Linked DNA regions of Homo sapiens: region 2 is linked to region 1. Evidence: chromatin loops called from intact Hi-C (ENCODE). Cell type or tissue: heart right ventricle. All regions are shown on one strand. Each heading gives the region's core, and the rest is flanking DNA. Links, peaks and the distances in the headings are about the cores only. Region 1 overlaps LOC105375988 (a long non-coding RNA gene). Region 2 overlaps FOCAD (focadhesin).

What was found. Peaks named below come from ENCODE experiments on the same cell type or tissue, not always from the same donor. Only the 100,000 strongest peaks of a DNase experiment are listed, where the experiment ranks them.
Region 2: it touches region 1 in a loop (9-fold over the local background); 7 of 110 quality-filtered maps call a loop at or near these places.

The regions. Positions count from the first base shown.
Region 1 is chr9:19,484,473-19,500,774 of GRCh38, forward strand. It overlaps LOC105375988 (a long non-coding RNA gene), which reads left to right. Exons shown (of 7, transcript XR_007061431.1): 4 at 3,021-3,090. Among named protein-coding and RNA genes, the nearest start is that of MAP1LC3BP1, 29 kb to the left of the region's middle. RefSeq lists an enhancer at 8,511-9,034. In heart right ventricle, for the core only: a CTCF peak has its summit at 8,795 (motif pointing right); a DNase peak (open chromatin) is centred at 8,939; H3K4me3 peaks cover 926 bases; H3K27ac peaks cover 3,144 bases; H3K27me3 peaks cover 349 bases.
Region 2 is chr9:20,948,881-20,956,880 of GRCh38, forward strand. FOCAD (focadhesin) reads left to right here. Exons shown (of 44, transcript NM_001375567.1): 32 at 1-48; 33 at 724-795; 34 at 2,116-2,218; 35 at 4,105-4,185. Among named protein-coding and RNA genes, the nearest start is that of HACD4, 79 kb to the right of the region's middle. In heart right ventricle, for the core only: no CTCF peak of the experiment used is centred there; no DNase peak of the experiment used is centred there.

The DNA.
Region 1 (16,302 bases), core at 3,963-11,962:
GCTGGAGGCTGGATCTCCTGTGGCCACCACATGAAATCCCATGAGGTTGGCAGCCTTGGGGGAATAACATGACTTTATGACCATGGATAATCCCTGAAGACTGTTCTGCTATCTCCAGAGGAGAAAGACCTCCAACAGCTCTGCACTGCAGCCACCTAATGGGTGAGGGGCTGTGATGGCTGCCACAGCTGTGGCAAATTCTGCTGAAGTAAAGACTTCCATTAGGAATCTTCTCACCCCTTCCTGGCTTTGAGCTGACCTCCAGAGTGGCCCTGCTGAGAAAGTTCTAGTCCTTTCTCTCCATCTCCAGCTCTGTCAGGAGGTGCCCCCAGTGTATAGATTTGCATGTCCTCTTACTGAACCTTCAGAGCTCTTTCTGTAGGGGCTGGCTAGGAAGATCTTACTCAATGTTCCCAGTACACACCCACAATTCCACCCACCCGTAATTCTGGCACTTCCAACCCCAGGCCTGTGCCACTGGGTGAAGTCATCAACTTTTCAGGCAGGCACAGGGTGATGCCTTCCTTCTGGCTTGGTGAGGGCATCCATCCTTCAAGATTCATATTCTATCATTGGCATTGGGGAAGGGGAAAGGAACTACTATTTGAATTGTTACATGTTATCTCACTTAAACTTTTGAAAAAAAATGTAGTGGATAATTAGCCCCGTCTTTCAAAAAAGGAAAGAGATGCTTCCCAAGATGACATGGTTGGAAGACCAGTTAGATCTTGCTGTGTTGCAAACAGTCCCCAAATTAGTGGCTTAAAACAACAACCAGTTATTTAGCTCACAGTTTTAGAGATTGTCTGGCTGTCAGCTGGATTGTTAGGAGTAGGGCACAACTGGCCACATGATTGCTCTCATGCTCCTACAGGCTAGCCTGGGCTTGTTCACATGGCAGATTGGTAGGATTCCAAGAGGAAGAGTGGACAGGTGCAAGGCCTCCTGATGCCTAGGCTTGGAACTGGCACTGCACCACGTCTACCATAATCTGTTGGCCAAAGCAAGTCATGAGGCCTGCCCAGATGCAAGGGTAGGTGAAATAGACTCCACCACTAGATGGAAAGACCTGCAAAGTCATATTGCAAAGGGGAGCACGGAGAGATAGGGGTGAGAATTGGGTCTACTTTTGCAATCAACCACAGTTGTTAAGTGGCAGAAGTAGGATTTTATTTTTCAATGATGAAAATAGCATATACACATGAGAAAAATTCAAATGGTACACAAAAGGGAAAATGAGGATGAGAAAGTCTCATTTTTACTCTTGGGATAGGAAAACACATTCTAAGTCCTACTCTCCACATGTAAACACCATTAAGGGTTTTGTGTGTATTTTGATACAATTATTTTGTACATATACATAAATGGGGGTCCAATATATCCACGATGCTATAGCTCACTATTTTCACTTAACAATATAGCTAAGAGCTCTTTCCATAGCAGCACAAACAGAATTACTCCATTCCTTTAAATATCTATATAGCAGTCGACTGAATAAAGGTACCATGTTTTATGCAACTACTTTCCCTACTGGTGGACACATAGGTTGTTTCCAGTTTTTGTTGTGACAAACAATGCCAGAGTGAACAACCTCTAATGTTCTCTGTATACTTGTAGATTAGATTACTAGAAGTGGAATTTCTAGGTCCAACATCATATTCAATCCTTGATCTGATCCGTTCTCAGAGCGTATGCTCTTTCCAAGAGGGGTCTCTGGTTAACAAGTGTTTGTCTAGCTTTTTCTTCTTATTTATTTATTTTTTTTCAGACAGAGTCTTGCTCTTGTCACCCAGGCTGGAGTGCAGTGGCACGATCTCAGCTCACTGCAACCTCCGCCTCCTGGGTTCAAGCGATTCTACTGCCTCAGCACCCCAAGTAGCTGGGATTACAGGTATCCGCCACCACACCTGGCTAATTTTTTAATTTTTAGTAGAGACGGGGTTTCACCATGTTGGCCAGGCTGATCTTGAACTCCTGACCTCAGGTGATCCACCCGCCTCGGCCTCCCAAAGCGCTGGGATTACAGGTGTGAGCCACCGTGCCCGGCCAAAAAAATTTTTTTTTTCGAGATGGCTATGTTTCCCAGGCTAGTCTTGAACTTCCAAGATCAAGCAATCCTCCTGCCTCAGCCTCCCAAGTAGCTGATATTACAGATGCAAGCCACTGTGCCTGGCTCCTGGAAGCTACGTTAGAAAATTCAACATAGCCATGGACCACTGTGCCTATATGCACACATGTGACACATGCGTATGATCTCTCCAGACCTCTTCCTTCTTGGGCAGGTTTGGGAGTCTAGAGCCATGCATTATTAAACCCTTCCAAGAAGATCCAGATTAGTTGTCTTTTCTACTTCTTGCTTTATGAATATTTTTTTGAGATACGTACTACTTTATTACGGGCCAATGAGAAAAGAATCCTAGTAACAAATATTAACATACAGACGATGGGTTGCATCCAAGTGAAGCCCTAATGTATAAATGAGCAAGGATTTCATAAGCTGTGCAAATAGAGATAAGCATAGGAGAATTAAATGAATCATCACACAGCAAATAATAGTATAGGCCTATTGTCACATTGAGGAATTCTATTACATGAATTCCATCTTTGTACACAGCAACTTTAACAGTTCATGAACATTAAGTACAGTAGCAAATATGCAGTGAAGAAATTTCTTACAACTGTATTATTATTATTTTTTTTGTCCAGGCATGGTAGCTCATGCCTGTAATCCCAGCATTTTGGGAGGCCTAGGCGGAAGGATTCCTTGAGCCCAGGAGTTTCAGACCAGCCTGGGCGACATAGGGAGACCCCATCTCTATAAAAAAAGAATTAGCCAGGCTTGGTCGTGCATGCCTGTGGTTCCAGCTACTTGGTGGGCTGAGGTGGGAGAATCGGTTGAGTCTGAGACGTCAGCTGCGATGAGCCATGATCATGCCACTGCACTCCAGCCTAGGTGACAGACCCTGTCTCAGAAACAACAACAAAAACATATTTTTAAATCTTTAATATTATTTTTGCAGTTCTTCATGGATCTGATGCCTACATGCTATCTGCCTGGGTGCCACTGGAGCTCTGAATTTTACATACCAGGTTATGTATGGACTTAGCTCTATTATGAACAGCAGGTTGGTGACATCAGAATCTGGAGGTGGCATGCAAGCACACCCAGATACCTCACTCTGTTTCTCACAGCCCTCACTTATGTCCCTGAGTAGATGAAGCCAATAATTCTGCAGAAGGGAACAAACAGCAGGAGGCCCATTTCTGTGATATGAGGATCCTGCACTTAGGGCTGTTCAGCGGATAGGTTACAAGGGTAGAGTTCCAGATAATGCAGTTTCATAAAAGTAATTACTTAATGGTTTGAGTTCTTTATAGAAGTATAGGCATGTGCCTCAGACTTCAAAGCAGGAAGTACCCAGTCTCCCATCTGTTTCTTAATAACGCAGATACTGCTGTTGTGAAAAAGGCAGAGTTCTGGAATATTCCCACTGTTATAGCTCAAGGAAAAATGTATTTTCCTATGGTACACTGAAGAAGGATGAACTCAAAGGCTAATCATTGACTAGTCACATTAAAGTGTTCATTTCTTCTTAGTGCCCCTTTCAGACAGAAGTGCCTTGGATGAAAGTTAAGAGACCTGGGGCCTGATTCTTCAGCCCGAGCCAGTGAGCAGGACACAGAGAAGCACTTGTGCCCTCATCAGAAGAGTTTCATGCTGAATGAGCTCCGAGGAGTGCTAGAGGAATTACCCTGTGATTGCCCACCAGCTTCCCCTTGTTCTGGGATCTGAGAGGAGGCAAGATAAGCCTCCCTGTAAAATCCTCACACCTGCTTAGAGTCTGCCCCATGCTGGCTATGCTGCCACTTTGCCCATCTTTCCCCCACACTAGACAACATTAATCCATGATGATAGCTATTCCAGCAGAGCCAGAATCTGGTTTCAGAGTCTTTTTCAAGATAGCTCTGTAGGCAGCCACTTTGGATCATCCAGTCAGCATGAGAGAGGAGACTTGTTTGCAGTCCTGCTTCTGAGTGAATTTGTCTAAAAGCAATTCTAAAATCAATGTCCAGAGAATAGGGTTAAGAGGACATTGGGGAGGGGAAGGGCAGAGTCAGGGCTACTGGAGAACATAGCTATTACTTAGGTGGGGCTGCCCCATGGCAGCCCAGGTATAATATGCCAGCCTTCAGATAGGCCTGGTGATCTCTTCCCATTGTATTTCCCCACTGTGTGTGTGTGTGTGTGTGTGTGTGTGTGTGTGTGACTGTGTATCCAAGACCCAAGATAACTGGCTGGAGCTGTGGGTTCAGCCTGCAACCATGGAGCAAGAGGGATCCCCCTGATGGAGATCAAACTGATGTCCTTGATTGCCCTAGTGTGGTTTTCAACCAGCTAAGCTAGCTTGTGACCAGCAGAGAAAAATAAGGGCTCATTGTTCAAAGTGTGGTCCGTGGCCAGCTTGTTGGCCTCCCTTGGGAATGTGTTAGAAATGCAGAATTTCAAGCCTCATTCCAGAGCTACTGAAACAGTGATTTAGAGGCCAGGTGCGGTGGCTCACACCTGTAATTCCAGCACTTTGGGAGGCTGAGGTAGGAGGATTGCTTGAGGGCAGGAAAATGAGACCAGCCTGGGCAACATTTCAAGATCCCATCTCTTAAAAAAAAATAGCCAGGCATGGTGGTTGATATGGTTAGGCTTTATGTCCCCACCTAAATCTCATCTTGAATTATAATCCCCATAATCCCCACATGTCAAGGGAGAGAGCAGGTGGAGGTAATTGAATCATGAAGGCAGTTTCCCCCATGCTGTTCTCGTGCTAGTGAGTGAGTGCTCACAAGATCTGATGGTTTTATAAGGGGCTCTTCCCCCTTTGCTTGGCGTTTCTCCTTCCTGCCACCTTGTGAAGGTGGGTGCTTTGCTTTCCTCTTTGCCTTCCACCACGATTGTAAGTTTCCTGAGGCCTTCCCAGCCACGCTGAACAGTGAGTCAATTAAACCTCTTTCCTTTATAAATTACTCAGTCTTGGGCAGTTCTTCATAGCGGTATGAAAACGGACTAATACAGCGGTGCATGTCTGTAGTCTTAGCTGCTGGGGAAGCTGAGGTGGGAGGATCGCTTGAGCCTAAGAGATTGAGGCTGCAGTGAGCTCTGATTGCACTGCTGTACTCCAACCTGGGTGACGGAGCGAGATCCTGTCTCTTAAAAAAGAGATTCAAAATTGAAATCATTTTAACAAACCATGCAGGTGATTAATATGCACATGAAAGTTTGAGAAGTACTGGCTTAGAAAAGTCACCATGTAGCACAGTAACTTCAAACTGATTAGAATTTTAAGGGTCTACTATGTGCCCAGAAATGTGCTGGACTTTGGTAGATACCAGTGAAGTATGTGACAGGCTCTGTCTCTGAAAGTAGCTTGGTGAGTGTAAAGGCACCATGCAGAGCACAGACTGGAAAGAGAACCCTGTTTTTGTGCTGCTTTTTATTTTCCTTTTTCCTCTGCTGTTAATTATTTTATCCTTATAGTGATGACAAAAAAATTCCTTTAACTCTTATGTTGCCCTGCATTGCATAGGCCCTAATACCCAACTTTCAGAATTTCTCTCAATTCTCTTGGTGGCTTTGGAGGCTTGTCTCAGTCCTTTCACTCCTCATCCTCACCATCTGTTTCTCCACCACCTTTCTGCGGGCCCCAGGTTTGGACCAAGGCCTTGCTTTTGCAGAGCACACTGATAGGGCATTTTTCCACCTCAGCTATTGCTGATTTGCTTATTCTATTGAAAACGGCTCAGAATCTTAGGCAATTCATAAGGCTTGGAGTGGAATTGCAGAGTGGAACCTGCTTACTGATAAGAAGAGACAGTCTTATTCAATAGATCCTTAATTGGCGGGGCGGGGGTCCTTCACCTGTTCTGAGATCTATTAAACAGCTCCTTGGGCTGGGTTTCCCGTCTATGAGCGTGCTGAATGGCCAAGGCACAGATGCCAACTACATTCACTAGATGACATACACTATTATCTGTCTTCTCCATCTTCGGCAGGTTTGCCACTCTAGACTACCATCTCGGGAGACTGCACTGCACTGCCCAGCACCAAGTAATGCAAGATCAGTTATTCCTACTACGTTCATTGCTATGGGTCAGTTTCAATGGTGTAACTGTCTGATATGTCCTCTCAACATACAGAACAGCGATTAGGAGAAGCAAGACAGGGTGTCTCTAAAGTCTGTCAAGTGGGTAAAAGATGGCTGCTGAAGTGGGTTCCATTTGCCTTCTCTGTCCTCTTTCAGGCCATTAGCTTGTGGTATGGGGCACCTCACACTGCCATCCCTGGCTTCTGCCAACTGCCAACATTCAGGAAGGCAGGCTTCTTTAAATCTGAGTCTGTGGATTAATTGCATTTTCTTAGACACTGTTAAGAATCTGTCAGCATTTCCATTAAGAAAAGATTAATAAGATGACAAATTGCTAGCTCTGTCAATGCTCTTTTGTGTTTTTTTCCCCCTGAGGATTATTTTGGGTGAAGATTTCCACTCTTGAGGCATTGTTACACAAAACTATATGATCCTCCACTCTGCAATAGAATAGTCACTAACCCCATGTGACTACTTTAAAGTAATTTAAAATAAATGAAAGATTTAGTTTCTCAGTTACACCACATCTGCAACCTTCCTTTATTCCTTTCTTCTCCTTTGTGTGTGTGTGGTTTTTTTGTTTTTTGTTTTTTTTTTGAGACAGGATCTTGCTCTGTCACTCAGGCTGGAGTACAGTGGTATCATAGCTCAGTGCAGCTTCAAACTCCTATGCTCAGGTGATCCTCCTGCCTCAGCCTCCTGAGTAATCGGGACTACAGGTAGGCACCACCATACCTGGTGAATTTAAATTTTTTTTTTTTTTTTTTTTTTTTTTTTTAGATAGGGTCTCACTGTCACTCTGTCAACCAGTCTGGAGTGCAGTGTTGTGATTTCGGCTCACTATAACCTCCGTCTCCCAGGCTCAAGCGATCCTCCCACCTCAGCCTCTCCAGTAGTTGGACTATGGGCATGCACCACCATGCCCAGCTAATGTAATTTTTTTTTTTTTTGGTATCTTGTAGAGATAGGTTTTCACCATGTTGCCCAGGCTGGTCTTGAACAACTGAGCTCAAGAGATCCGCCCATCTTGGCCTCCCAAAGTGCTGGGATTATAAGCATGAGACACCACACCTGGCCAATTTTTTTTTTTTTTTTTTGTTTCAAGTTTTCACAGTGTTGCCCAGGCTGGTCTCAAATCCCTGGCCTCAAGCAATTCTCTCACCTCAGTCTCCCAAACTGTTGGAATTACAGGTGTGAGCCACAGCACCTGGTCACCTGCAACATTTCAAGTGTTCAATAGTCACGAGTGGCTAGTGGCTACAGACAAAGGACATTTCTATCACAGTTCTTTTAGACAGTGCTAAGAGTGGCCCAGTAGAATTTAGAAGAAAGACATGGTCTTCTTTGTCACATGGGCCTTAGTCCTAATCTCATTTCTTCTAAGTAGTGAGATGACTTTGGGCAAGTCATTTGACTTCCCTAAGGGCTCAGTTCCTGCGTCTGTTAATGGGGTACTTCTACTTGCATAACAGGGTCCTTCTGAGAGTTCTGGCATCAGTGCTCAATTGGCAATAACCTCCTTTGTCCTGCACCTCCTGCCAAACAACCTATTTCTCTTAATCCCTAGATCACCTGTATTACTAGAAGCTCATTTTGAGCTTGAAGGTCTGGCCAGGAGCAGAGGGAATCACCTTTCCCTCAATGGTAGAGAGGGGAATTTGTGATATCCTGAGATTCTAAGATTGTGATACCTGCCCAGGCAGGGAGGGGATAGGCTTTGCTTCTTCTGCACACCTTGCCTTTATCTCAACTCATTTCTTCTCTCAGTCACTGCCTGAAATGAATGAGTGTGTTGAAATGAGTAATATTTGGAGTTTCAAATGAATAATTGTTACATAAATCATTAGTTCTCAAATTTTAGTGGACATCAGAATCACCTGGAGGGCTTGTCAAAGCACGGATTTCTGGGCTCCACCCCCAGAGTTTCAGGGTCTGCAGGTCTGATGTGGGGCCTGGGAATTTGTGTATGCATTCCCAGGTGCTGCTACTCCTGGTGGCGGTCTGCAGTGTACCTGAGTCATGGAAGCTGGAGCATTTTTATAAGCAAAGATTAAATTGTATCCTTGCTTTACACAGAGGATACCCAGCACGTTCTTGAGGGCATGAGAATTCCTTATAACATTGTTATAATTGTGATTTCATTGTCAAAATAGAAAAGATTCACCCCGATTGTGGATTATAGATTATCTTTGTTTCCTTCATTTTTTTTTTTCTTTTTACAAACCCTTGTATCAAGAAGTGCTGACTTACAATAGAGGACGGCGAGGGAGCTGCTCTGCTACATACAAAATTCCCAGCCAGAAGCAGGTGGTCTACCAGTGGTTTACCACCAGGTTCCCCACAAAACTGGCAGTGCATGAATGGCATAGATGACGGTCTCCAAGCCAACTGCAGCATGTAGATTTCAGTGCCTGCTTTTGCATTTGTATGTACAATCACATTATTACCAAGCAATTTCCAGAACTGGCAACATTTGACTTTTGACCTAGTGTTTCTCAAATTGTCTCTTCCCTTTCTGGTGATACCATGGCTGTAGCTGGACCCCTGGGCCTTCCCTATCCCTGCTCCTGTTTTGTTACTCCCAGGCTACTTGGTGGGAAAGTGAGACATTTCATTTTCAGGGCATTTTTGGTGGGTGAGCGTCGTAATCTACGATTTTGCCTGTAGAGGGCAGCAGCACCAAGAACTTCTGGCTGCATTTTCAGTGTCAAGCGTCAGCCTGGTATCTCTCTGTTCCTTCCATCCCTCTTGTCACCTTGCCCTTTTTTTCTGGAAGTCACATCTAAAAAAGATATTTGCAAAGTACCCCGGTTGCCTCGGCAACTGGTGCTCAGGAAGGCGGCCTGGGGTGTAGCAGCGGTGTTGGCTGGACGCCCACCTGCTTTCAGCGTGGCTGAGGGGACTGCCCCCACCCCACAGCCTGGCCACCTGGCAATGCCCAGTGACTGTGGGAGGTGGCTGTCTGGGAAGCCTGTTCTCGCTGCCGACTTCTGGGGCTTTGCTCGCACATATCCTCTTTTGCTTTCTTGTCCCCAAAATGCCTCTTCCCAGAAAGAATCTGAGTCAGTCTCTCGTCATTAGATTAGTTCCTGCCAAACTACGGCAGATGTCAAAGCAGCTGATAGGAAGATTATGATTCTCCCTTTCGCAACCCCAACAGAAAAAGCGGAGTAAAGAACCCGAGCGGAGAAGGTTGTCAGGCAAAGTTCCGATGAGGAGGGAAGATGGTTCTATTTTGGCAGCTCAGTAACCATATTCCCATTCCCTCTGCCCCATTCAACATGGAGATGCAGGAAGGAGTCCCCCTTAACTCCCTGTCTGAACAGCCCAGGATCTTTGGATTTAATGTTGCCTTAAAACAAGAACAGTTTCCTTTCTTTCAATAGACACCCCTTGACTTGGCCCACATGCTTGTGGATGTAATGGATTTTCTGAGGAGTATTTTTCCTGGTCTAGTGCTGTCTTTCCTGCATGAACTCACTCATACTCTCTCAGTTGCACACACGGGTTTCAATTTATCTTCTTCCTGTCAGACAGCACCTGTTCTGTCACAAGTGAGCGATAACTCCTGACAATTTCTTCTCCTGAGGCTCACAGGGAAGGAAGTTCTCTGAACCTCCTGGTTGAGGAGCCACTCTGCAGTGGTCTCAGGAGTTCATTTGGTTTGGAACCCTCCTAGTGTAACCCTACTCTTGTCCCGGAGTGAACCCTTTCTCCTTAAGGAGATGGCACAAGATCTTAGACACATCTTAGATCCAAGACCCCAGACAAAATGGCTCAGTTCAGAAAAGACTCAAGTCATCAGGATGGTAAAGTGGGCTCAGGAAGTCCTGCAGCCACCTGGGCATCCTTTGTGGGGAAGAAGTCAGCAGTGGCCCCAGGAAAAAAAACTAGATCAAATCCAGGGGGTCAGGGCAGAAGTGGCCTGGCCTTGTGTTGTGCCAAACCCCTATTAACCTCAATAGGGAAGGCACTAGGTTCAGGAGGCTGAAGAAGAGACTCAGAGCCAGCAAAGGAGACATGGTGTTTTTTTTGGAGATGGAGTCTTTCTCTGTCACCCAGGCTGGAGTGCAGTGGTGTGGTCTTGGCTCACTGCAACCTCCGCCTCCTGGGTTCAAGCGATTCTCCTGCCTCAGTCTCCCAAGTAGCTGGGATTACAGGCACGTGCCACCACACCCAGCTAATTTTTGTATTTTTAGTAGAGACAGGGTTTTACCATGCTGGCCAGGCTGGTCTTGAACTCCTGACCTCCGGTGATCCCTCCTGCCTTGGCCTCTCAAAGTACTGAGATTACAGGCATGAGCCACCATGCCCGGCCAATGTGGGGGTTTTATTAGGGGCTCACATACAGGGGAGAGAGTCCAGTGGTGGTGTGCTGGACAAGATAGCCACCTTACAAACAGTCCAGTGGCAGCAGGCTGGGCAGGAAAACCGTAACTGCTTGCAAACAGTGTGCAGTTTAAATAGCGTTTTCACCTAACACCCTCCCCTTAATGACCTCCACCTGGCAACCTTTGTTTAGCCCAAAACTCAGGGCCTCAATCCCTTGTATGGCCCGCATTCCATGGGATGGGTGGGGGGCTCGGATGTTCATCACTGATAAGGTATGAATCTCCAGGTTGGCCATGCCGGATTCCTTAGCTTGAAACACACATTCAGATGTGTCTGCCATACAGGGTCATCCTCAGGGTCTGCTTATGTTATTGCTATCAGGTGTGTTTACCCTCCACGCAGCATGTATCATGCAGCCTGTATCAGCCACAAGTGTCCAGGTGGGAGAGCAACTGGTGGGGGCGCTGTGGCAGCGGGCAGGAGGGAGGGAGGCTGACTGGTGTTGGAATGCCTGTGCCTCTCTGTTGACTGCCTTTTCCCTCCTGGGTTCTACTTCTCTGGTCTCTCACGCCAGGCATCCCCTAAGTCTTTCTTTCCCATCAGAACTTTCCTCCTTTCACACTGAGGTGCAAATGGTTGATAACAGTTGAGAGTGACAGTTCCTGAGAGCTTTCTCTGTACTACCGTTTTAAGATAATTGTTTATAATAGAAAATGTCAATCATGTAGAAACAGAATAGCATAATCGACTCCTGAGTAGCCATCATCCAGCCTCAACGATTAACTTACAGCCCACCTGGTTTCTTCCATACACCTAGATTACTTGGAAGCAAATCCAAGCCATTTCTTTTCAGTATGTGCAGAAGGCTCTCTTAAGTCCCAATGTGACCATGCCACAAGCTGGTGAATGACATCTGGTGGCAGGATAGGGTCCATGCTACTCCCTGGATTAGAACAGGTCCTCTGCAATCTGGTGCTGACATCTCTCCACTTCCCAGGAGTCCCTACATTTTCAGCTATGCTCAATGTTGTTCTCCCAAACATCACATTTAAAAAATCCACCACTTAGAACTCCTGACCTCAGGTAATCCACCTGCCTCAGCCTCCCAAAATGCTGAGATTACAGGTGTGAGCCACCGTGCTTGGCCTGGTCTTGCCCTTACTTTCAATGGCAAAAACAGCAATTACTTTTGCATCAAGCTAACACTATTTTGTCTTCCTCTGTGGACAGTGAAGTGGTTGAGAACAGGGACTGAGACTTATGTTCCCTGGTGCCACAGTGTTAAGCCCTGTATCTGGCACATCACACGTGTTGAATCCCTGTTGTTGAATGCGTGAATGAACACAGGGCATTCTGCACGATCACTTGGAGAAACTCGAGATGAACTCCTTGTGCCAGTTACAATTTCCAGAGAGATCAGGGTGTTAGGCTAAATCGGATTCTTAATATTTTTTTCCATCCAACACTGCTGTGGGTTATGGACCACTTCCTGAGTGGAGGGCTGTCTATGGCTCTCACATGGAAGAACACACTGGAGGGGTTGGAGAGGGCAACTGGAAGTGGTGGGGGCTGGGTTTGACACAAGTAGTTTGAAAAAGCCTCCTATTGTTTCAGGTGCCCTTCAGGTACAGCCTGTTGGTTGAGAATCATTGAGCTGGAGAGATAAGGTGCTAGGGCAAAATTCTAGGCAATAGTCCAGAGATGGACAGGGAATTTGAGGATGCTGCGCACAGACACAGTCTTCCTTCCATCTCTCAGGCTCTTTTGAAGACCATCCCTGAATTAGACCAATGAGAATGAATGGCACTATTTTCCCCACAAAAAACGTGTTCTTTTTCTTCCCCCATGAAGTCTAGTGGAACTGATACTGAGATTGATTACACATTTGAGTGAGCTCCTGGGAAGAAACAGGGAAGTTAGAATGTTTACAACTTTCCCTGCCCTGATTCATTTCAAGGACATGGGTCATTAGCCTCTGCCAGCAGACAGAGATAGGTGCATAAATTCCGACCATTTTGTGATCAAATGTGGGCATAACGTTTTTTGATCCTTGAGGTGATTGTTATTATTTACTGGAAATTCCATTATTAAATTCCAGCAGCAAAAGTCTTTCTCTTCTTTTCTCATAGTTCTCACTAATTAAAACCTGCTATTAGTCATTGTCTGGCTAGAACTTAACTACTGACCTAACCTAAGCCTTTTAAACAAGAAGCTTTTTATCACAGTTCTTCAGATACTCTGGCTTGTGAGTGGCAAATCCTCAACCCTGACACCCATGTGCATCACGGCTCGCTGTGAAAACACCCTTGTTAACATGTAAAACACCTCCAGTGCATTTTGACTATTGCAGCAAAGACCATTCGCAAAATGAAAAAAACAGACCCTAATATCCAGTTCTGTTGCTTCATAGTGTGACCTCAGAAAAGTAAAATGGCCTATTTAGTTCTCATTATCCTCACTGACAGGAGAGACTAGAACATGGCAGTTAGGTTTTCCTTTGCATGCCAATGTGACAGGCTGGTAGCAGTTTCTTGGAATGTTCTGCTGAGAAAGGATAGTGGGAAGTGGTGCTGTGTTTCATTGCTGATGGGATCCCATGGGTAAGGGATCATGAGTGGCAAGATTTACCAAGTGTTTATCAATTCCAGGTTTGCAATATCTTAGGCCTGTCCCTGTAGAGAGATACAGAGTGTGGTTAATGTTCTAGTTGGCCCTAAAGGCAAAATTGACCAGGCAGTAGTTCAGTATTTCAGTATGTTTTTTGTAGGTATACATCATCACAGCCTCCAAAAGATGTGGGAATTCCGAGGTCTTTGGTGCACTTCAGAATTTTTAATGTCCTGGATGACCCTGCCACTTAGACTGAAATAAAGTCCTTCTTGGTATGTGCTTATTAACCAGGCCAGGCTATTAGATTCCCAGGTCACCTGGTATATTGCTGGATTAGGGTAGGTGGGGGGACGAAGACCAGTGGCATCCCAGGAAGCAATGGGTTTTCTGATGGATGTAGTATTATTAGAGTACTAAGACAATTAGGATATATGTAATCTTTAAGCTTAGAAAGTATTCAGATAACCCAACAAAGAACTCATGTTAGAGGTTTTCTGAATCTTAGAGAGGTTATATAAGTGTTCAAAGTCACATGAGGTGGGGAGGAGGGAGCTAACATCTTTTAAGAGCCTGTTATAAGCCAGGCACTTTATGGAGTTATAACTCAATCTTTCCAACAGCCCTGTGGGGGTAGTAATATAGTAATAGTATTACATAGGCAAGAAACTGGTGATTCAGAGTCATGGAATAACTTTCACATTGTTGCATAAGGAGAGACACAGAAAGTCAGTCTTCCCAACAGTCTGGATTCTGATCATAGTACACTTTGTGTCAAGACTTCTGTCTATTTCCTAACTTCCCAATTCATGGGGACCCCAGTAACTTGATACTTCTGACAACCAGGAAGTGGTATTAAAAAAGACCCATTCGTGATAAAGATGTTTGTAAGCCAACTGTCAGTATAAATAATTGCTATGGGAATTTTGAAGATATTAAAATTGAAAAGGGTTTTTAAGCCATTTAGAAGTATTTTTTTATATTCAAGTAATTGACAAGCTAATCAAAACTTCTTTATTAACATCAGGTTTCCCAAGTACTTCTGTAGGTCATTTATTGCTCACCAACTTCAAGAAATATTTAAAAGCCATAAATAAGAGTTATGCTTTCTTTTAAAAGGCTAAGGACTGACTATACAAGAGGTTAATTTGGCTACCTAGACAAAGTAAAAATAAGGAAGAGTGGACTTGGTGCTTCCAAGTGAGTTGAGGATGATAGAAAACAATTAGACCTGCTCAATTTGCATTTCAAGTCTGTCTCTCTGTCCAGAGAAGGGTTTGTGTCCTGAAGAAGATAAAACCAACATCAGTAACAGGGAACAAAGCCATTTGGGAAATAAGATGATAAAACTATATGGAAACAACTTAAGTGGTTGTAAGTCTCAAGACCTTGGGCAATGACCCGGAAGGGTAGTGAGACGAGAACTTTGTGTGTGAGAGCTCCAGACACCTGCGTGTTAACCCTCAGCGTACAGAGGAAAACAAAGACGAGCAAAACAACCACAGTCTTCAAGATGGAGAAAAATATTTCACGAGTATACTGAAGACCAGCTGGCTTGACGTTGGTTGAGGCCAAAATCTAGAGAACGTTATTAAAACAGGCTCCTTTTTTTTAAAATTATACTTCAAGTTCTAGGGTACATGTGCAGAATGTGCAGGTTTTTTGCATAGGTATATATGTGCCATGGTGGTTTGCTGCACCCATCAACCTGACATCTACATTAGGTATCTGTCCTAATACTATCCCTCCCCTAGCCCCCCACCCCTCCGACAGGCCCCAGTGTGTGATGTCTCCTCCCTGTGTCCATGTGTTCTCATTGTTCAACTCCCATTTATGAGAACATGTGGTGCTTTGTTTTCTGTTCCTGTGACAGTTTGCTGAGAATGATGGTTTCCAGCTTCATCCATGTCCCTGCAAAGGACATGAACTCATACTTTTTTATGGCTGCATAGTATTCCATGGTATATATGTGCCACATTTTCTTAATCCAGTCTATTGTTGGTGGACATTTGGGTTGGGTCCAAGTCTTTGCTATTGTGAACAGTGCCACAATAAACAGACCTGTGTGTGTGTCTTTATAGTACAATGATTTATAATCCTTTGGGTATATATCCAGTAATGGGATTGCTGGGTCAAATAGTATTTCTAGTTCTAGATCCTTGAGGAATTGCCATACTGTCTTCCACAATGGTTGAACTAATTTACACTCCCACCAACAGTGTAAAAGTGTTCCTATTTCTCCACATCCTCTCCAGCATCTGTTGTTTCCTGACTTTTTAATGATTGCCATTCTAACTGGCGTGAGATTGTATCTCATTGTGGTTTTGATTTGCATTTCTGTAATGACCAGTGATGATGAGCTTTTTTCCCCCATATGTTTGTTGGCTGCATAAATGTCTTCTTTTGAGAAGTGTTTGTTCATATCCTTCACCCACTTTTTGATGGGGTTGTTTTTTTCTTGTAAATTTAAGTTCTTTGAAGATTCTGGATATTAGCCCTTTGTCAGATGGATAGATTGCAAAAGTTTTCTCCCATTCTGTAGGTTGCCCATTCACTCTGATGGTAGTTTCTTTTGCTGTGCAGAAGCTCTTGAGTTTAATTAGATCTCATTTGTCAATTTTGGCTTTTGTTGCCATTGCCTTTGATGTTTCAGTCATGAATTCTTTGCCCATGCCTGTGTCTTGAATGGTATTGCCTAGGTTTTCTTCTAGGATTTTTATGGTTTTAGGTCTTATGTTTAAGTCTTTAATCCATCTTGAGTTAATTTTTGTATAAGGTGTAAGGAAGGGATCCAGTTTCAGTTTTCTGCTTATGGCTAGCCAGTTTTCCCAACACTATTTATTAAATAGGGAATTGTTTCCCCATTTCTTGTTTTTGTCAGGTTTGTCAAAGATCAGATGGTTGTAGATGTGTGGTATTATTTCTGAGGCCTCTGTTCTGTTCCATTGGTCTATATATCTATTTTGGTACCAGTACCATGCTGTTTTGGTTACTGTAGTCTTGTAGTATAGTTTGAAGTCAGGTAGCATAATGCCTCCAGCTTTGTTCTTTTTGCTTAGGATTGTCTTAGCTATGAGGGCTCTTTTTTGGTTGCATATGAAGTTTAAAGTACTTTTTCCAATTCTGTGAAGAAAGTCAGTTGTAGCTTGATGGGGATAGCATTGAATCTATAAATTACTCTGGAGAGTATAGCCATTTTTAGGATATTGATTCTTCCTATCCATTA
Region 2 (8,000 bases), core at 1-8,000, 1.5 Mb after region 1:
CTTCATGGCATGGTGGCCTTGGTAGGCTCTGAAGGGGATGTAATGCAGGTAAAGAAAGGAACCATGGAGGGGAAGACATCTAAATATGTACATAGCCATAGCGGGAGAAGAATACCCAGTGTTTTAGTATGCTAAGAACAGAAGGATTTATGCTCATGGTAATAGTTACACCAGACTTTTTAATGCCTTGCTGTATGAATAATTGCACTTAACCAAGGATTATTTCTATAGAGGTTTGTTCTTTATTTAATTTGGTTTTTAGAGATTAAACCTGGCCAACTTAGGTGCTCTCCACAAATTTCCCTGCCTGAGAAAAGATGATTGAAGGATAAGAAATTTCAAAAGTTATTTGCAAGAAACTCCATTTTGCATCTTAATGTCTGATATATGTCTATGTGGTTGTTCTTTAACTTCAAAATATTTTCACAGTGGACATATATATGTGTAAGTTTATAAGTAATTCTAAAGGAGCTCTGTTTTTATGCATTAAAAGTTGATTGAGTGATTGCTTACATGCCACAGTGAACAGGTACCAGGAAATCAATGATAGATAAAGCATGGGGCCCTGCCTTTGAGGAGTTCATAGCTTATGTATTTGAAATAGAAGGACATAATGATAAACTGTTTTATAACTTAGAAGATGGATAGCTCATGCACCGGGAATATAACTCTTAACTTTTTTATGGGGGTGGGTGGGATGGGTATTTCTTCTTATTCTTTCAGCTGAAATCAGAAGCCATCCAGACCTCTCATTTTCAAGGCAGACTTAATGAAGTCATTAGAACCTTAACTCAGGTGAGAAAATGAATTTAAAATCCTTGGGTGGAAAACATATCCCCCTTTGTTGTCTTTTTTTCTATTACATGATACAACATGTTTTACCTGGAAAATGGGAAAGTCTCTGGTTATTCCCGCTGAGTTCAAGAGGCATTTGGGAGTGATGTGTGGACCTGTGTTAACTGACAAACATGCACTACCTTTGGGAAAAAAAGAAAGCTGGCATTTTTTTTAGTAAACTTAAGTTGGCATTGGTTTTTCTTAAAAATTAAAGCCTGATTCTGCGAGGAATGTCAGGCCCTAAAGATAAGGAAAAATAGAAGGTGATCAAAGGGCATGGCAGATCTTGGTAGAAAGGTCAAGAGGCACTAATTCAGATGTCCCTGATAAAAGTGTTTGGGCATATCATTTTAATTGTTATCCTTGACTAAAGAATAGACATATTAATCTCCTAAGAAATGTTTTTTTGTTTTAAGATTTAAAAAAAAAAGATTATGTTTGTTGCATAAAATTTGAAAGCACGTAATGAAAGAAGCTGAAAAAAATATCACTGATGGTCCTTCAAACCTGAAGCAACTGTTATTGATATTTCATCATACTTCTTTTCAAGTATTCTTTTGTTTGCATAGTTGGTATTCTTAGTGTATATAGAACTTTATATTTTATTCTTTTCATTTAGCATACTTGTTTTCGTTCTTGTAAAATGTGGCTGATGATAATACCTATCACATAAAGGAGTTTTAGTAATTCAGACTTTTAAAAGCAAACAAAAATCTCTGAACAGACAAAACTCTTTTTTGCATGTATGAATAGAAATATTCTCAAAAAATAATTCTACTGAAATTTAAGTTACCATAATGTGGGAGAAAAAATCTGTAAATGAAAATTATTATTTTAAAAATCCTTATGAATGATAAAGCAGCAGTAGAGCATAATTTACAGAAGAGAACAAAATGTATCTCCTTCCATTTTTAGAGGTATTTTCATCTTAAGTAACTGTCACCCCTTTTGTACTTTCTGGATTTTGTTCTTTTGCAATTTTTTTGAAAATTTATTTGAGACCAGTCTCACTCAGTGAAACCTGAGAAAACCACTAGTACTTTCTGCCATGATTAAATGATTGATTGAATCATTCATTCATTCAGCAGACAGTTGTTGAGTATCTATATGACACAGGTATAGCGTACTAGACACATGATATTACATCTTGTCATAGGACTGCTCGTTGCCAGCCAAGCCACCACCTCCTAAATGACTGGTGACTTTCTGTGAGTGACCTTTTATTGAATGGAACTTGGATCTTATCCCATCATTGAACTGTTACCTTTTTATTTGTAGGTCATTAGTGTCTCTGGGGTGATTGGTCTCCAGTCAAATGCAGTCTGGCTTCTTGGACATCTTCATCTATCTACTCTATCCTCAAGTCAAAGTAGAGCCTCTGGTAAGATTAAAGTCATAAAATACTGGAGCTGGAAGGGAGGGATTGCCGACCCAGCGCTCTGTAGTTTGTTAAGAGCATTAATCTTCACAACAACCCTAAGTAATGGGTATTACCATCTCTGTTTTACGTCAGAGGGAAATGGTGTATGGAAAGGCTTCCTGACTTACCCAGGGTCATGTGACAGTAAGTGATGGACATGTGGTTTGAACTCAGATCTTTTGGCCTCCAAAGCTCATACTCTTTTTACTCCTTCTCTCTGCCTCCCTTAGAGAACAGTTTAGACATTCAGTGTCCTGTATTTCACAAACGAAGAACTCATGGCTCGGAAAGATTACATGAGTTACATACAGAGTTAATTTGGTGACAAATCTAGAAACTAGGAACCAGGTCCTTAAAGCTTGGAACAGATTTATTTTACTAGATGTAATGGTAGTTTGTATAGTATTCATGTTTCATTAAAAGTCTCTTCATATATGGCTGGAGTTTTTCTGGCCTCCGATTTTGAAAAAATAATGGGGTAGTACATTTAAAGGTGTGTACCTTCTTAGCCTTGGAATTGAAATTCTAGGCCTTAATATGACAAGGCCTTTTCTATTTCTAGCTTTTTGGTAAAAGCAGTAAAAGATATTTGCAGTCCCGACATGCTTAATGTGCATTTGTACTTGGAGATTTTCTGGGGAAGGCATGACCGTTAATACATCTGCTCCTTGCTCTTTATAGAATTTTGACCCACTGGCTATCTTGGACCCAGGCCAGAGAGGTTCAGGTACCAATGATTCCTTATTAAAACTTAGTTTTACTTACCCACTGACAAGTAGTCTACAGATGGCATTAACGTAAATGTGGGCCTCTGAAATTACCATTTTCCTTTCTTTCAGTCATTCTGTAGCTATGGAAATAGGACAACTGGTCCACAGCCTTGGCAATGTAGTGAACTTTAGACAGCTAAAGTTACCATATTAAAATGGAAAAAAGAAGAAAACTTAGTCATACCGGAAGCCCTGGGTAATACTAGTTTTGAAGGGCAGGGATCTCACAGTGTCCTGGTAAGATAGGATATTTATGGCAGGCTTTTATTTTTTTATGTAGGCTTTTAATTGCCATATTATGGGGTACTTGGTCTGGCCTACATATACTCAAATCAGGTACTAGTGAATCATCTTATACCCAGGTTCTTCTGAACAAAATGATTGTGTATCTGGAAAAGTACAGCTACTTGTTCCTGATGGAATTTTCCAATTGAGTCATTTATTGCAGTAAAAACCATCTCATGAAACAATTATGGGAAACTGGAAGGAAAAGAATTTAGGAGAAACTCAGGATTCAACTAGCATAAATGTCACTGCTTCACCATTCCAGCTCAGCAACCACATCTGGTTATTTGCACATGTTGGTCACTTACAGGTCTCTGCCTTAGGTAAGGGATTGGTGCTGTTAGTACTAGTTGTTGAATTTCTATGGTTCATATATTCGATTCCACATGTCCTGAAGTGGCACCTACTACAGTGGTCTCAGCGTTGAAGCTCGGCAGACTCGTTGCTGAACGCTGAGGAGGTCACTGGATTAGGGCTTATTGATGTGACAATGTGGAAAGGGTTTTTTTTTTTAAACCACTTCACTCAAGTGTTCATCCTCCGTAATTTTTTTTCCAGACTTTTCTAACTTTGCCACCATTTTAGATTTGCTTACATAGCTTAAGTGATTACTTCAAGGCCAGTCACTTAATCTAATAGAATTAGTTGCAGCCACAAAGTGTTGTGCTGAGATTAATGGCATAAACATCTCCACTTTGTCTCTAGGTTGATATGGCAGCATGAGATCATTATCTTTCCTTCATTAGTCCTGCCAAGTTCACTGGTTAATTTGATCATTTTCTGTCTCCACAGTTCCTACTGACTATAGCTACTTGCCTGAAAGCAGTTTTATTGGAGCAGCTATTGGCTTCTTCATTACAGGAGGAAAAAAAGGCAAGTGAGCACATTTCTTGAATTTTATCATTCTATCTCCATGTTGTTATAAGTAAATTTGTGTACCCTAAGCATGCCTCTGTAGAATCAAGCAATATAAATCTGAAGGGGTGAATATTTTCGTCTGCTAAACCATCTTTGCAATAGAGATGACCAGCAGCTAGCTACAATAATTGGTACGTAAATATACACATTGTGTGGTTTCTTAGAATCACTGTCTCCGACCATGGGTGGCTCTGTGAAAATCTTAATCTCCCATTTGGCCCTTTCCAAAGTATAAGCACAGATTACTTTTCCTATCCATTTCAAGTGAGTGTGATCTAGAAAGAGAAAATACACCTGGGTGCAGTTTCTATCCCGGGATCTGTCTTGCAAGTAGATCTTCTCCCTGCATCTTTTATAATCATTCTGTGTTGTTGAAATCACTGGCTCTAGTTCCTATTTTTAGTTTGTGTTCTTTTCCTTGCACACATTTGAGCCTTTGTGATTCTGTATTGCTGCCACCCCCATTAAAGTACAAGCAACTTGAAGACAGAGATTGAGTGCCTTTTGTTTTTAACTGGAGCCAGAACAGTGCCATGTAACTTATTGAATAAATGCTCCTTAATAATACACATATAGTTTTCAGGGCTGTGAGGAAAAAATGGATTAGAACTGAACATGTCATGGCTCAGGAATCAGCTTCGTTACCGTGATATTCTTTCATTGATGGGTTTGCTAATTTTATTCTTCCTTGGCTAGGTCAGTCTTCCTTGGTTAGGTCAGTCTGGGCAAAATCAGTGCCTGTATTATAGCAAGACCATCCCAATTTTAGAAAGGAAAAAAATAAACAAAAAAACTGGAAAAAATCTGGAAGTGGCAGTTTGATTTGTGAGGGTCATGGAAGTAAAATGTTACCTTTGGAAGGGAAGTTAAATCTGTGTTGTCTGATTTCCCACTGGGTACAGTAATCCCTGGAGCTTCCAGATTTTGAATATTTTCATAGCCTGGAGACAAATTCCATTAATTTCTGGAGTTCTAGAATTTGTGCTATTATTCTAGGGTCCTGAATTAGCATGATTTACTTATCCTCAGTAAAAATTGACATATGGTTATGTCATTGTTGTACATGACATATTTATATATAAACAGATCATATATTACACGTAATGTACAGTTAGTTCATTGTTTATGTTACCATAAATTAAGTCTACTTAAAATAAATATTATAGTAGAGATGGCTTCATTAGGAGAAAATTCTTACTAAATGAGAATCTAAAATTTTCATGGCCAAACTAGTGCTAGGAATACATATATATTTCTGCTATATTTTTTGTTAGGTTGCTTATTGATATGAAATTTTAAAATGATGTGAGATATTTTCATGAGAAATAAAAGTAAAAACTCTTAAGGTCAAGTAGAAGATAGACTCTTTTTCTTTTCTAGTGAATAAAATGTTAGTCTAGCTCCCCAGATCCATATTTCTTGGCAGACATGAATTTTCTCTGAATCTTATTCAATCTTCGGTTGAATGTAACATTTTTATGATTCTGTAGTCATCATACAACAGGAAATGTTCTGCTATAAGGCTGAAAAATCAAGTGGAACTGGAATCAGTGTTGTTATGTGCAGTCTTGCTGAAAGCTGTTTTAAAACAAATAAATGAAGTATTAAGAATGCCATATTACCAATCAGATTTTTGGCATTTTCAGGTTGTGGGAGAGGGCTGTCGTCTTGTCAGGTTTGCTGACTAGATTCAGAGGAAAATCTATTCAGCCTTACACATTACTAATGATGACCCCAGAGGAGTGGGGGCCGTGGGAGGCTGACCTCCGCCTCCAAAGCCCATTTACAAAAACAAAACCAGACCCTGCTCTGTGGGGCTAAATGGGATGGCCAAATGCGGAGGTGTGCATGCAAACGAGTGTTTTCTTCTTCAATATACCCAGCTCATTTGAATTTTAATAACTCCCTTCTGAAGCAGCTTTTGAGTTTAAATGTCTGGATGTCACTCATCAGAGCCCGGTGGGACTGCTGATAGGAAGGATGGCAACTTTAGTGAACTCTTTTGAGGAATAAATGGTTTTAGAAAATAAAAATAATGCTTAGCATAGGCAGAAAAGTTTAGGGATGGCATGGTTTCATTGTCTCTGCTTGCTACTTTTAACTTCAGCAACTCACTAGAGGAAAGAAATGTGATGGGCCATCCCCAATCCACATTTGTGCTAGGATGAGTTTGGGCATGGTGGTCTCAAATTTAGCCAATCAAATTTGAGATAGTGAATCTGTTAATCTGTTTTCTAATGTTTAGGGCTTTCTCACTTAGGATACTGACTTTAGTACTCATGTGATAGAACATATAAGATGTTCATAGCATCCATTCTTTCATGCAGACCCACATTTTAAAAAGATACTAAATAGATGAGATTCCCTCAGTTTTTAAATAATTCAATTCATGGTTTTGACTATAACTGGGTCTTTTTTTTTTTTTTTGCTATACCATGTGACATTCTTCTTTCTTCTCTCATAGCCCTGGAATTCCTCTATCAGATATATTGTTCCTTAATCTTTTGTCGTCATTATTATCTGTTCTTGTGAACATTTCTTGACTACGCTAGCCTTAAAATCTTTGCTCATCATCTAATTCCTCCTAACATGGATATTTTTTCCCCCTGAAGAACCTCTGACTTTTGACTTTTACTTTTTTGCTTCTTTTCTACTTTTATTCTTTTGTCTGATTTCTGATTTTCTCAAGATCATAGGCTGTTCATATCTCATCAAGATTTTATCCACTTCTTTTATAATACATTAGAAACATATTTAAAGTACTTAATAAAAGTGATTCTTTCTAATGCTAATATTAGATATTTCTATGTAATAGCATTATTTTTGTTATTATATTGCTGGGGAATGTGGCTAACACTTTCTAAGCTTATATTTTCCTATTAGGCTTTAAAAATTCACAGTAAGAAGTATTAACTAAGCAAAGTATATTTAAGTCCACGTAATAGTCATTATGAATGGCTTTCTTTCTTGATATGGGCTAATTGGTCAGTGATCTGCGTGTGTAAGTATTGGGCTTGGATACGAAGTACAGGTAGGCATATGCTCCTTCAGTCATTTTTGAACTATTACCATGAGAGGTAATTGTTAAGAAGGAAATATGCCAAGGGAACAGACTTAGTGAACTCTGAGTAGAATAAATAATACGAGAAAGCTGTCCTGTTTTCTGATGAAATCATGGAGTTGGTTGCCAAGGTTATGTGTGATTTTTGAGTATTTTAATTTAGAAATAGTTTACCTGTACAACTCTTTAAAAAATATTATCAGAAGTCAGTATATCTGTATAATACTAAGTTAAAAGTGTATATAGAAGAAAATAAGACAATCCTCTGTCATGTCACCACTTGGAGATAGCCATTATAAATATGTCCTTCATAATGTCCTCCTATATGTATGTGTATGTGTTATATTGTACCATAAAATGTATATTATTTTATTGTCCTATTTTAAAAAAAGTAATGACTTTACATGCAAATGGACATAACTAGCACCCATGTCTTCCAAAAAAAGCCTTGAGGAAGTAAGAAAAGAATCCTATTGCATTGGTTTCTGGACATTTGTCAATAGCATATGTTTTTGGTGTGTTTGATTCCTTTTTTGTTTCATGAGGTTTGTTTTCATAAACCTCATGAAAATGTTTGGAAGGAAAAATGTCACCAATTATCCCATGACTCTACAGCTATTATCATTTCTGGATATTACTTAATTTGCTGCTTCTGGGATTACAGCCATGCACCACCACGCCTGGCTAATTTTTTGTATTTTTAGTAGAG